Linked DNA regions of Mus musculus: region 1 is linked to region 2. Evidence: chromatin contacts called from ENCODE Hi-C or POLR2A ChIA-PET data. All regions are on one chromosome and are shown on one strand. The core of a region is the stretch at or near the end of the contact, and the rest is flanking DNA. Distances in the headings are between cores, read along the strand shown. Region 1 holds the start of Lpar5 (lysophosphatidic acid receptor 5). Region 2 holds the start of Grcc10 (gene rich cluster, C10 gene).

The links. A loop is a pair of places that touch in the nucleus more often than their neighbours do. ChIA-PET counts read pairs that join two places held with the same protein, here RNA polymerase II (POLR2A).
Region 1: a loop to region 2 is called in a map of v-Abl transformed pro-B cells, with 1.9 times the contacts of the local background. The contact joins the promoter of Lpar5 here to the promoter of Grcc10 in region 2. A Hi-C loop is called at or near these places in 1 of 37 maps with a recorded cell type or tissue (v-Abl transformed pro-B cells). POLR2A ChIA-PET finds 5 or more read pairs at or near these places in 3 of 5 experiments (all embryonic stem cell).

What each region holds. Positions count from the first base shown.
Region 1 is chr6:125,063,737-125,070,959 of GRCm38, forward strand. Lpar5 (lysophosphatidic acid receptor 5) reads left to right here and starts at 4,184. Exons shown (of 2, transcript NM_001163269.2): 1 at 4,184-4,240.
Region 2 is chr6:124,737,074-124,743,882 of GRCm38, forward strand. Grcc10 (gene rich cluster, C10 gene) reads right to left here and starts at 3,996. Exons shown (of 3, transcript NM_013535.2): 1 at 3,847-3,996; 2 at 3,446-3,622; 3 at 2,110-2,340. The coding sequence starts at 3,898. The coding sequence ends at 2,189. It overlaps Rnu7 (U7 small nuclear RNA), which reads right to left and starts at 4,213; the gene lies at 4,152-4,213. It overlaps Atn1 (atrophin 1), which reads right to left. Exons shown (of 10, transcript NM_007881.4): 8 at 6,675-6,809; 9 at 6,157-6,337; 10 at 5,471-6,032. The coding sequence ends at 5,999. It also overlaps a transcript of Ptpn6 not described here.

The sequences.
Region 1 (7,223 bases), core at 2,934-5,433, 330 kb after region 2:
TGCACACTCAGTGTAGCCCGAGGAAACGGCAGAGTCTGGCAGAGTCTCTTCTCTAGGCCAACAGTCATTGTCTCAGTTAGGGGTTCATTGCTGGGAAGGGACACCATGACTAAGGCAATGCTTACAAAGGACAACATATAATTGGGGCTGGCTTACAGGTTCAGAGGTTTTTAGTCCATCATCCTCATGGCGGGTAGCATGGCAATGTGCAGGCAGACATGGTGCGGGAGGAGCTGAGAGTTCTAAATCTTGATTCAAAGGCAGCCAGGAGGAGAATGATTCCACACCGGACAGAACTTGAGCATAGGAGAGCTCAAAGTCCACCCCCCACAGTGACACACTTCCTCCAACAAGGCCACACCTCCTAATAGTGCCACCCCTGTGGGCCAACCTTTCAAACACCGTAGTCTATGGGGCCAAACCTGTTCAAACCACTGCAGTCCTTAACAAAGTTTTAACTCAAACAAAACAGTACTTGCAGTTGGGGAGGTGTGGCTCACTAGATATTGTGCTTTCCCGGCATGGACAAGGCGTGGGGTAGGTGGTGCAAGCCTTTAATTTCAGCCCTTGGGAAGTGGAGGTTAAAAGATAAGAAATTCAAGGTCATCCCTAGCCTCTTGGTTTAAGGTCAACTTGGGTTTCCATGAGACCCTTCCTCTAAAAAGGGGGGCTAATTGTGGGGAGCTAAAGAGCTTGCTTAGCAAATAAAATCATGTACTGAGCAGGACTGGTGTCTTAAGTCAAAAGCCCAGAACCCATGCAACGGGTGGGGTGGGGTGGGGTGGGGTGGGGTGGGGTGGGGGGAGGTGAGAACAGACACTATAGTGTTGACACAGGTAAATGGCATGATTGCACCTTGCACACACACACACACACACACACACACACACACACACACACACACACACGCATGCAAACACACATACATGCGTTCATAAAATTCTGTGTGATGGCATATGCCTGGGATCCCAACACTTGAGAGGTACAGAGAAGACATCCTGGGCTACACGAGACCTGTCTTTGATTTTTGGGGTTTTTGGTTTTTTGGTTTTTTTGGGTTTTTTTTTGAGACAGGGTTTCTCTGTGTAGCCCTGGCTGTAGTGGAACTCACTCTGTAGACCAGGCTGGCTTCAGACTCACAGAGATCTGAGTGCCTCTGCCTCCCAAGTACTGGGATTAAAGGCGTGCGCCACTATCACGGGGCTTGAGACCCTGTCTTTTTTTTTTTTTTTTTAAATAAATAAATGAGTCCAAGTGTGGTGATGCTCATCTTTAACCCCAGCTCTGGGGAAGCAGAGGCAGATCTCTGTGAGTTCCAGCTCAGCTGGGTCAATGGAGCAGGTTCCAGGTCTGATAGAGCTATGTAATAGACCACATCTCAGAAAAAAAACCAAGGAAACAATTGTATGGACAGAGAGAAGGCTCAGAGGTTAGGGACAGTTTCTGCTCTTGCAGGAGACCCAGGTTCGGTTCCTGGCACTCATGTCTGATGACTCACAACCATCTGTAACTTCAGTTCCTGAAGATTGAATGCCATCTTCTGGCCTTCACAAGCACTGGCACCAAGCACCTTGCACACAGAGATCCTCACACACACATACATTTTCAATTTCTATTTATTTTAATTAAAATATAATAAGTTAATTTCTCCCCTTCCTCCTGTCCCTCTCTCTGATTTCTCCCATGTCTCCTCCTCACTCCCTCTCAAATTAATGAATTGGCCTTTTTCTTTTTTTTTTTTTTTTTTTTTTTTTTTAAAGATTTATTTATTTATTATATGTAAGTACACTGTAGTTGTCTTCAGATACACCAGAAGAGGGCACCAGATCTCATTACGGGTGGTTGTGAGCCACCATGTGGTTGCTGGGATTTGAACTTCAGACCTTCGGAAGAGCAGTCGGGTGCCCTTACCCACTGAGCCATCTCACCAGCCCCAAATTGGCCTTTTTCTTTGACTTATTTTTACACACACACACACACACACACACACACACACACACTACATATACAACCTGCTGAGTTCATTCAGCATTGCTTGTGTGCATACAGTGTCAAGGGTTTTGGCAGTGGTTAGGCAATTACGGGCCTCATCCCTGGGACAGCAGTTCTTTATCTAGAGGTGGGAGCCCTGGTGATCCATCCACCTACTGGTGGTGATACTATTCAGCTCTTATTTAGGCAGCCATGTCTGCCGAGGTACAATGGGTGACAGGGAAACATCCTGTCATTTCTACTTCCTGTTTCTCAGGTTCTTACAGTCTTTCTGCCCCTCTTTGGAGATGTTCCCCGAACCTGCAGGAGGTATATTGTAGGGTACACCAGCAACAGTTGATCTTTGCATTGTGATTAATTGTGGTTCTCTGTAGCATAAAATTCCTTTTAAACCAGGTGGCAGTGGCGGTACACGCCTTTAATCGCAGCACTCGGGAGTCAGAGGCAGGAGGATGTCTTTAAGTTTGAGGCCAGCCTTATCTACATAGTGAGTTCAAAGGTAGCCAGAGATACATAAAGAGAGATGTTGAAACTTGCTCTAAACAGTAGACCCAGGTCATAGTCAGCTATTGGATGGACCACAGGGCCCCCAGTGGAGGAGCTAGAGAAAATACCCAAGGAGCTAAAGGGATCTGCAATCCTATAGGTGGAACAACATTATGAACTAACCAGTACCCCCCTGGAGCTCCTGTCTCTAGCTGCATATGAATCAGAAAATGGCCTAGTTGGCCATCAGTGGAAAGAGTGGCCCATTAGTCGTGCAAACTTTATATGCCTCAGTACAGGGGAACGACAAGGCCAAGAAGTGGGAGTGGGTGGGTGGGGGAGTGGGTGGGGGAGCGTGTGGGGGACTTTTGGGATAGCATTGGAAATGTAAATGAAATAAATACCCAATTTAAAAAACAAAACCAGGGGCTGGTGAGATGGCTCAGTGGGTAGGAGCACCTGACTGCTCTTCCGAAGGTCCAGAGTTCAAATCCCAGCAACCACATGGTGGCTTACAACCATCTGTAACAAGATCTGACGCCCTCTTCTGGAGTGTCTGAAGACAGCTACAGTGTACTTACATATAATAAATAAATAAATCTTTAAAAAAAAAAACAAAAACAAAAAACAAAGCAAAACCAGTAGACCCGGGTGTACGACTGGGTGCCAGAGCATTTGCTTAGCGTACACGAGATCTTTTTTTTTTTTTTTTTTTTGGTGTTTTTGAGACAGGGTTTCTCTGTGTAGCCCTGACTGTCCTGGAACTCACTTTGTAGACCAGGCTGGCCTCGAACTCAGAAATCCGCCTGCCTCTGCCTCCCGAGTGCTGGGATTAAAGGCGTGCGCCACCACGCCCGGCTCATACACGAGATCTTATATTCAGTCATCACAAAGGAAAAAAAACCACAGCTAGTATAACGCACCCTCCAGCCTTCAGGAGTGATCAACCCATGGCTTATCACTCAGCAGAATATTCACGTTGATTTTTATCCAGGGTTGGTCAAACTCATTTAACCACAATACCTTTGTCAGCTATCTCCAAAAGATCCGTCTTTGCTAACTAATATGCATTGAAGGGCTATGCTCAGCCTGAAGAGCAGACAGAGACCACCACAAGCCCCCTACCTCCAGGAGCTCCCAGCCTGAGGCAGACAGAGGGAGAGGAGGAAGCATCCAGTCAGGCAACTGCTCTGATGGAGGAACTGGGTGTGTGCTGGTAGGCAGGCAAGGAGGGAGAACCCTTGGCTGACCAACAGGCCCCAGGCAGGGGAAGCTACAACCACGAGCCACTTTTGCTAAACCACCTAGCTGACCCAAGAGAGGAAGAGAGACAGGCAGGGAGGAGACAGGTGAGAACATCATGATGTGTGTGTGTGTGTGTGTGTGTGTGTGTGTGTGTGTGTGTGTGTGTTAGTCATCAGGTATCAGTGGGTGGGTGTGCCGCAGAGAGAGTTCCCGGAAACTGCACATCTGGGAGCCATAGTTGCAGAGTTAGGTGACTGGGGTAAGGTTGGATTTTCACCGGCTTTTAGAGCTTGCTTCTCTGACCTGTTTGCGAAGGTGTCTGTGGTCAAAGCTCTTTGACTCTGTGGGGTTGGTTGGGTGAGTGCAGGAGCTGGGAGGGATGTTCTGAGATCTGTAAGGTGGGTGTGTCAGGCCCGCCCAGGAGCAGGTCCTACCAGGGAAGCTCAGCCCAACCCAGCCCAGAGTGTCAGCGGAAGCAGGCTTGGGGCAGCGGCAGAGGAAGAGCAACCGATCACAGGTATGGGGAGGTGACAAATGGGGCTGGACCACCAGAAGTGGGGGACATTGGTGAGGATGGAGAATGTAGGTGGGCCGTAGGCTCTGGGAAATCCTTTTAGATACAGTGAAAAGGCAAACGGGGCTGCCCCATGTGGACAGATCTGTCCATAGGAGCCTGAAGAGGCAGCCAACATGCCTGAGACACCTGATGGGCTGAAGCCTCACTGTGGGCCACCTTAGGGTCTTGCCCTAAAACTTTAGACTCCTGTTTTCATGCTGACCCTGAGGTCTGCTCCCCTCAAGCCCACTCATCCTGCAGGGCCAGGTCCTGTTCTGGAAGACACGGAGCTGCTCTGAGTAAAATTGGCTAAAGAGTTTACTGGTAAAGGCATCTTACTCGAGCTACCAAGGTATGTTTTATTTTGTTATTTGGTGCTGGAGATGGACTGCCCTATATGCTAATAAGCACTTGCCCTACCACTGAGTTCCCTCCCCTTTTTGAGATGTAGCCCAGGTTGGCCTCAAAATCTGTACATAGCCAAGGAGGACCTTGAACTCCTGAAGCCTCTCCCTGGAGCCCTGGGGTTACAGGCATCAAGTTTATGCAAGTGCTGGAGGTTAAACCTAGGTCGTGCTAGGCAAGCACTCTACCGGCCGAGCTCAATCCCCAGTTTCCCGACCCTTTTGGATGAGTGAGGTCTCATTATGCTTTCTAGCATGGTCTTCAACTCCTAACCTCCACGGACACCCCTGCCCTGTCAGCTTTCCTGCTAGTTGAAACTATACGTGTGAGCCACGATGAAACTATAGTGTGAGCTCAGATCTATTTCATCTATTTTGGGCTGTGCTAGAGATTAAACCCTTGTGAATGCTATTCTACCACTGAGCTACCCCAGCCCTTCCAGGTATATTTTAATGGGTCTTGAGGAAGCACTGCCCTACTCCAACCTGAAATGCTCATATGTAACAGAAAGGTGTCAGGCTGCATGGTCTCTCTGTCCCCATGGCTTTGACAGAATGGCTGATGAGCAACTAGGAGAGGAAATGAGCCATTGTGCATATTTGGGAATCCAGGGAAGGCTGTCTGGGACTTTTGCCATACCGGTGCAGGCCACTGCCTGCCTACTACCTATGGTTATGGGTGTTCAGTGACAAGAAAGGGACACATAGACTTCTGTTTCCAGAACTCTTCACTTATGGTAAACTGAAGTCATAGCCCTGGGGGGCTGGGAAGTGAGGAACTGTGACCCCCTCACTTCCCAAACAGCAAGAGACACTAACACTAGCTCAATCTGTGCTGTCTGATGCCGTTAGTTCTTCCTACCCTGCTGTTCTCAGTGCGTAGCCCACTGGCACAGAGACCTTTTTTTGTCCAGAAGCATAAACAACAACAACAACAACAATAATAATAATAATAATGATAATATAGCAGCCAAGGAGGAGACAGCAAAAAAGAGGGAACTGTTGAGAATATTTATGTAGCTGAGAGGCCAAGCATTTGATCTGCCTGGTGTGCACAAGGCTCTGGGTTCATCTCCGGCATAAAAAAATACAAGGGTGTGGACCTCTGAGTCCGGTGGTATGGTGGAAGTTCAGAGTAAGGTCACCCAGCCTAAAAGGCTCCAGGAGATTATTCGGAGTGGGCAGGACCTGTTAAGCCTGAAGCAAGGGTAAGACACACACAGGGCACAGCTCACAGCTCAGCACTCAGCTGGACCTATGGCAGTGACTGTGTTGTTGGGTTTTTTTTTTTTTTTTTTTGGGTTGGAACTTTGTTTCCTGTTTTTCCAGCTTTGGAAGGTAGGGTGGAGAGAGAGGTGGGTAAGCTGTCAGCTACACATCAGGGGAGCTAACCACTGAGCTCTGGGACATTTTCCCACACCAGTATTTGGAAGGATGAGCATATGCCCAACACGCCTGGAGCCTGAGGCAGGAGACTGGTCACGAATTCCAAGTCAGTAAGAGATCTGTGAAACCCTACCTCAGGGAGCAAGAGAGAAGTAGGAGAGGAGAGGGAAGGCTCACTGGGGAGAGCTGGCCAGACGCAGGGAAGGGAATCACTGTGCATGTGCAAGAGCGAGACAGGGAGGTGAGGGTGATGTTGGAAGTCGGGGCGAGAAAGGCTCTGGTGCAGAGAGGCTGAAATCAGAATTTTGGTCAGAGAGCAGGGCAGCCCTGGTCAGAAAGGTGACCCCTTGACTAAACAGCTATACTTGGGCCAGAAACCACAGGATGGCTATCTTTGCCACCTGGGGCATACATGGGAAGCCTCTAATCTCTTTCTGGTGACCCCAGAGACTCTAGCTCCCTCTAGGCTGGGCAACCTCACTCTGGATTCCCCAGAGCACAGACCTTCCATCTTTCCTTGGCCCTCAGTCTCAGGGGAAGCTGACTGGCAAGAGAGGTCCAGAGCACACCTTTTGTTTAGAAAGTCTTACCATGTAATTAACTCTGCTGCCCTGAACTCACTATGTAGAAAAATGTGCACCACCACCCTGGGCATGCATTATTTATTTATTTATTTATTTATTCATTCATTCATTCATTCATTCATTCATTCATTCATTCTATGTAAGTACACTGTAGCTGTCTTCAGACGCACCTGAAGAGGGCTCAGATCTCATTACGGGTGGTTGTGAGCCACCATGTGGTTGCTGGGATTTGAACTTCAGACCTTCGGAAGAGCAGTTGGATGCTCTTACCCACTGAGCCATCTCACCAGCCCCCTATTTATTTTTTAATTTATTTATTCATACATAGATTTCTTGCATGGTCTGAACTTGGCTGTGCAGACCAGGCCTGGAACTTACGATCTTCCAGCTTTCTGCCTCCCAAGTGCTGGCATTAGAGGTGTATACCAGCTCCTCTGAGGCTGGGACAAAGCTGACAAGTCTAAGGCCTGCTTCTCATCCCGGGGTCCTGGAGGGAGCTTAGTGGATGGGTATGATGTCATTCTTATACCTAAGCCTGTCAGAAAAGGTGGACCCACTTAGCATCCTTCC
Region 2 (6,809 bases), core at 2,746-5,245:
TCCTGTCATCCTACACCACTCTTCCCAGCTGAGACAACTGTATCGCTGTTATTGTAGCATGACAATCCTGTTTACTCGTGATGTGACTATCCCAAGTTTAGAAACAAAAGTGAAAACTGAAGGCTCATTCGGTAACTTGCCCACAGTCACGAGGTTCCAGTGAGTGGGAAGGTGAAAAAAACCCAAAGCTGTCTGAGGCCAGAGATCTGTTTGCCAACTGCACCATCAGGCTTTAAGGAGCTGCCGGGTACCGAAAAGCCTGGAGATGGAGATGGCGGATACAGGTCACCCCCACGGGCAGATGGACCAAGACACAGAGGTGTCATGGAAACCGTGCACTTGGGTTGTTCGGTGTAAGCAGAGCAAAGCAGCTGAACCAAAGCATGCAGGGGCTGGACCCCCGAAGCAGAGGTCTTCCAAGTCCAGGTTAAAGAACCAAGAAAGGTTCTATAATGGGAGATTCCTTGTCAAGGCAGATGGGAAGTCTCGGCACCACCCCCGGGCCGGCAGGGACGAGATACACACCGGAGGAAGAGGGTACACAGAAAGAATTGAATGAGTATGAAAAGCCAAACTCAGCAGGACCCCTGTACAGACCACCCACAAAGTCACCAGAACTCTCTGAGTGGGCCTTCACTACCCAAACTCCACCAGAAGTCTAAGGTGCCCATGGCTTTCTTCTTGGGTGAACACACTATCCTTTGCCCATTTGTCCCCAGACATCACTCAGCTCAGCTCAAACATCATCTGGAAGCCCTCCCTGTCAGCCAATTATGTCTCCAGAATACATCACTTGCTGCTTCTTTTCCTGCGTGTTAGTTAGTTAGTGCTTCGGCCATCTGAAATAATCCTAGTTATTGCCTGTGTATTCACTCTGTCATCTCTGGCTGGAATGCCTGCTCTCTAAGCAGAGATCATGTCTGCCTCATATTCATATTACCAACAAACATCGTCATCAGTACCTGTCCACCATGTCTGCTCACCATTCATCTATCAAAGTTTGCTTTCTTTGGGGAACAGTGAAAGAACCAAACTGTCTGTGTGTGGGGGTACGTGGGGTGTCTAGGAATGGAAGAGCTTTCTCAAATGTGCCCTCAGACTGCCATGTCTGAGGTGATGCGAGCTACACAAGGGGGAAAGAGATCCTAGACAAGAGGCAGAAGCAGGAGGACCACAGGCCAGTGGTTAAAAATAAGAAAAGATTTGGGGTGGGGGCGGGGGAAGAGGCAGAGGAAATGAGCCTGGAGGTCTTGTATCTTGTGGTAAGGAGAGAGAGTTCACAGGGACAGGACGGGGACCCAGGGCAGGGGTATTAGTGGGAGTAGACTATTTTTGTAGGCATATTTGTTGAGGGTGTGAACAATGTCCATCCACCTAGACAAACAGGAGTCTGTGGGACACACACAAGTGGTGGAGGGGACTTACCCGCGGGACAACATCTCCCGGGAGGAGTGGGGAGAAGTCACAGGCAAAGGGCGACGGGGGCGGGGCCAATCGAGTGGCACAGCTGTTCAGGGATCCAGACCTTCAGGAAGAATATATTTCGTTTCTTGGCCACTTCCTCCTCTATCCAGCCTGTCAAACCAATGGGACTCTGAGGCCAAGCCCCTGGATTACAGGTCTCTGAGAGAAGAACGGTGGGGCGGGGCTGGCCAGAGTCCGCCCGCCCACCACGGCCAAATTCCCCAGAGGACTGCAGGAGTGCAGCAGGCTTCAGGCCTGTCCAGGCCTACTTCCCTGGGAAGGGGAGGAGCCACCTGCTGTTCTACCTGGAGCTCAAACTGCTGGAGCAGAAGGAGGGCGGGTAGAAGCAAAGCCCAGGAAGTAACCCTAGCCAAGGGACCGCCCTCGGAAGAGTACCTCTCTGACAGTGGAAAGCAGAGAGCCCAAAGAAGAGCCTGGGCCCGCTGCTCTAGGAGGTGCCACCTTTGTGAGCAAACCTCCCAGGGTACCAAGAGGCCCATCTTAGCCTCCCACACCCTAGGTCTCATGAGAGCAGGGTTGGTCCCAGCGAAGAGGATAGAAAGGGTCTAAAGGAGGGGAAAGGCTAGAGGCGGCTGGGTGGCAACAAGAGGGGGTAATCAGGACTACAAATGACTGACACAAAGGTTTAGTCACAAGTACATTTATTATCCTCTGGAACACAAGGGCCGCCTCCACAGCAGCAGCACACATACGAGAACCAATCTCAGGAGGCTGCCACACTGCTTCCAGAAGCAGGCCCATGGGGCGGCAGTGTCATGGGTGGCAGGAACAGGGCCTTCAGCTTGCCTGACAGGCTGGCAATCTCGGGATCCTGGGCTTCATAAGACTTGACCAGGCGGGCAAACTTAAGGACACCTGCAATCAGAAGCAAGTCAAGCCACACTGCTGGGGACCAGTGTGTGGAGGCAGCCAAGGGGGCTCCCTAGAGCAGAAGATCTCCTTTCGTCAGGCAGCCATCTGCAATAGAGGACAATTCACCCCCATGTCCTGCATGGCTTCAACCAACCCCGCCCCGGTTTTCACTAGGCACAACTGGATGCAATATAAAAAAGCCCTAAAACAGCTGGGCCTGCCCTTAATCCCAGCACTCGGGAGGCAGAGGTAGGTGGGTCTCTTGAGTTCGAGGCCTGCCTGGTCTACAGATTGAGTTCCAAGATAGCCAGGGCTACACAGAGAAACCCTGTCTCAAACAAACAAACAAAAAATTAAAAAGCATTATGTTTTCAGTCTCGGGTGAACCACGTTCAGCAGCTTAGCCTCAAGCAGCCTGATTTGAAAGAGACTCCCTGGTAGTCCTGGCTAGCTAACAAACAAACAAACAAACAAACAAACACAAAATTAATAAACAACTGTCCTTGGGAAGAGAGGGCTCAACCTGCCACACCAAACCTATTAGCCAAAAGGCAGACAAGAAAGAGTTCAGGTACACGAGAGAGTTCAGGTTAGAGCTGGGCCCAGTGACTCAAGCCTGTCACTTACTCAAAAGGCTGAGAAAGGTGGGTCTCTGGTTCAAGGCCATTCTGGGCAACTTACTGCGATCCTGACTCGGGGAGAGCTGGGAAGTTCGAGGGCCATGGAGAAACACTTGCCTATGTAGGGCTTTGGACTCTAGAGCCAGAACTTTTGTTTGGTGGGTTTTTGTTTTTTCAAGACAGGGTTTTCTTTGTATAGCCATGGCTACCCTGGAACTCCTCACCCTACATACCAGGCTGGCCTTGAACTCAGAGACCTGCCTGCCTCTGCTTCTCAAATGCTGGGATGAAAGGCCACTGTGGCCATGCCTGGCTTCAAGAGCCATAACTTTTCAGGCGGGGCTTAAGTCTAGTCCCTGAACTGTGAGTGGCAATGTTTGATGTGACTGCCGCCCTGTGGCGAGAAAAAGATCGATCGGGGGGGGGGGGGGGCATCATCATGCGTCCCACCCCCAGTCCATTCCTTTGCCAAGCCCTGTGGGACCCACCTTCCCCGTCGCAGCTGAAGCCATAGGCTTTAATAACCTCTTGTTGGATCTGTGTGGCTACGGGCAGCACAAATTGCAGCATCTTGCCCATATCGTTGCACGCATTGTCTCTAGCCTCGTCCATGCGCACGGCATTCTCTGGGGCCGAGAACGCTTGAATCACCTCCGCCAGGACCACTGCGAGACGGAAGCATCCCAGAGAGGTCCGCGGAGGACGGCGGGCGAGCCCAGAGGAGGGAAGAGGCAGGGAATTAGTGGGCCGAGGCCTGCAAGCAACCCGATAAGCTTGTCCTCCCAACCCTTCGCCCTAATGGGCAAGGGCCCCACTTGGAGAGGCAAAGAATAGTATCGCGCCCTCCCCCCAGAAGACGGCCCACACCCAGACTAGGCTCTTTCCTCACCCTTGGCCTGCTCCGCGCTCAGGGCCGCGGGCTGAGCCGAGGCGGACGCCATAGAACGCCACTCGGTGCTTGAGTAGTGGGAACACAGAAGAGATCCGGAGAACCCTGCAGCCAGCCACCTCCCCCACGGATGCAGGCCAGAGGAGGCAGAAAGGAAGCGGGACCGCACGAGGCGGAAGTCTCAGAGCGTGGCTCTAGCACATACGCGTTTCCTAGGAAACCAGAGAAGGATCAAAGCCCCTCTCACACACCGGGGAGCGGGGAAGAGAACTGTTTTGCTTTCATTGTAGACCAGTGAAATTGGGAGGGGTTTTCCGACCGAAGTCAGAAAACCTGCTAGACAAATTCTAAAAGAGCTGTAACACTTGCGGAAGTGCGTCTGTAGCGAGCCAGGGAAGGACATCAACTCCACTTTCGATGAGGGTGAGATCAAGGTGCCATTTCCACACCCCTCCACTGATATGTGAATCACAAAGCACAGTTCCTTATTCGGTTCGATAAACAATATTCTAAAAGACTATTAAAACCGCTCGTTTCTTGAGTTTGTGACCGCTTGTAAAGGCTATGCAAATGAGTCAGTGCTGATTGGCTGAAAACAGCCAATCACAGCTCCTATGTTGTTAAAAAAAAAAAAAGAGCTTCGCGAGATTAAAGGCTTGGAGCTAAAGCCGAAGTGAATCGGACTTAAGTAGTGGCAGGCGATGTGGCCCGATGTCTTGTAGTCTCATCCTTACAAGTTCCCCACACTGCAAAGACTCTGGAACATCAGGCCCGACCGGGCATAGCGCCACATTTCTGTGATACCAGCACAAAAGCTGAGAAGTTCAAGGCCAGCTTGGGCTCCATGGCCCTGCTTCATTAAAAATAGAGGGGTTGCAAAGATGGCTCACCCTGCTTGGCAATTCCTAACTGCCCTAACTCCAAGCTACAGGGACCCAACAGCTTCTGGTCTCTTTTGAGGCCTTGCATTCATAAGCGCAGACATGAGCTCATACACCTAACTATTAGTAAATCTTTTACAAATACTAATCTTATTGGCCTCCATGTTATACACCTTTAACTGTTTCAAATCATAAACTATGCTGAGAAGGGATTCAGATCTCTGAAACTGTCTCTGGAGCACTCTGGTGGCACATTATGTCAGTGATGTACTTCCAAGGGCTGAGTAGGTCTTAGATTTGCTTATGCTTGCTGTGCGCCTATTCTTGCTCTGAACGGCCTCAGGAGCCTGAACTCCCCAATCTAAAGGTCTAGGACAGGGCACCCCATAAGTATAGCTGAGCATCCAAGATCAAGAAGAGCCTTGTCAGGTTAAAGAGATGGCTCAGGGGGTTAAGAGCACAGACTGCTCTTCCAGGTGTCCTGAGTTCAATTCCCAGCAACCACTTGGTGGCTCACAACCATCTGTAATGGGATTTGATATTCTCTTCTGGTATGCATGAAGACTCTTGTAAAATAAATGAGTAATAAAAAAGAGCCTTGTCCAACTCCTAAGTTTCCATAAGAAAACCCCATTCATCCCTTCCCACTTCCCCTACAACAACCAGACCTCTCTCCCTACCCACCCCAACACCCTACCCACTGCAACCACCCTCCCCCAAATAAAAAACACGTCACAGACATATTCCTGGGGAACTGTGAGGATGTTTTTGTTTGGTTGGTTTTGGTCAGGATGTTTTTTAAAGAGCATCATATAGATATTTATATATATAAATTATTAATGTGGGACGGGTAAGGGCACATATCGCCGAGGGAGGGGGTGCACACACAGGGATGGGGCGGGGCAGCACACAATGCTACGCAAAACAGCCACATCTAACAGATGAAAAAAATCACACCAATGGGTTAGGGGAGGGGCAGTGGCCACCAAGGATTCGGCATAGAGGAGAAGAAAAGCAGGGGATAGGAGGAGGGACCTGGTCCAAGATACTGTGCACTTTCTGCCCCCACCCTTGCCACTTCCCACCTCTGCACACAACCCCGGGCCCTGACCTTGTCTGTCCCTTCTTCCCTCCCTCCCTCTACCCAGCTGCAGGAGCTCTGCAAGCGGGCAGCACCCTCTCCTCGGCTGGGGGTGGGGTGGGGTCAAAAGGTTGGGGTGGTCCTCCAAGGTCTGGATGAAGGAGCAGTGGGTGCTGTCTGGATCGCAGCTCTACAGCGGCTTGTCACTCTCCTTCTTCAGGTGACTAGATAAGAGGCAATGCAGAGATGAGACTGAGAAAGGGGGCTTCCCCTCCCAAGGGCTCGGTGTCCTGTTGGACCATGCCCAGAACCCACTTCCCCTTGTGCTCTGGGGGCAACCTGGAGTACCTGTAGTAGTCTTCCTGGGCAGGTAGTGGCACGCTGTGCAATGGGTGATGAGCATGTAGCCACTGCTGCTGTTCCAGCGCCAAGCGCTGCAGCTCAGCTGACTGCGCGTGCATGGCCTGCAGCTGATGAGCCGCTGACATTGGAGCAGAAAGGGAGGCCGGCAGGTCCCGGTAAGGGGCAGCTGTGAGAAGAAGGCACAGGAGTAAATGACTGCTGGATGGGGACAGTCAGCCAACGTTCCAGACAGACAGAGGAAGCTGAGGCTAAAATGCAAAGTTACAGCACCTAGCCTATGCTCTATCTGTCGGCCTGTGGTGGAACGGAACGAGCCCTAGCTCTTGAGGCTCCTTTAGAAGGGAACGAGCCCTAGCTCTTGAGGCTCCTTTAGAAGGGCCTCAGGTCTCCGTTTCTATCTTAGCTGCTCACATCTCTCTCCAAACTCCATTTGGCCCTTCTACCCCCCCGAGTTCCTCTGTTCTGGTCTTCCCTCACGTACGCCTCCCCTCCTCCATCCTTACCAAAAAGCTGGTGACGAAGAACTTCGTTCTCGTGCAGAGGGTGAGGAAGAAGGGGGTTGGGGAGGGTCCCAGCTGGGTAGGGGATCCGGGTAAGGTGAGACCCTGAGGCCAGGGGGTCAATGAGAGGGTGCACCG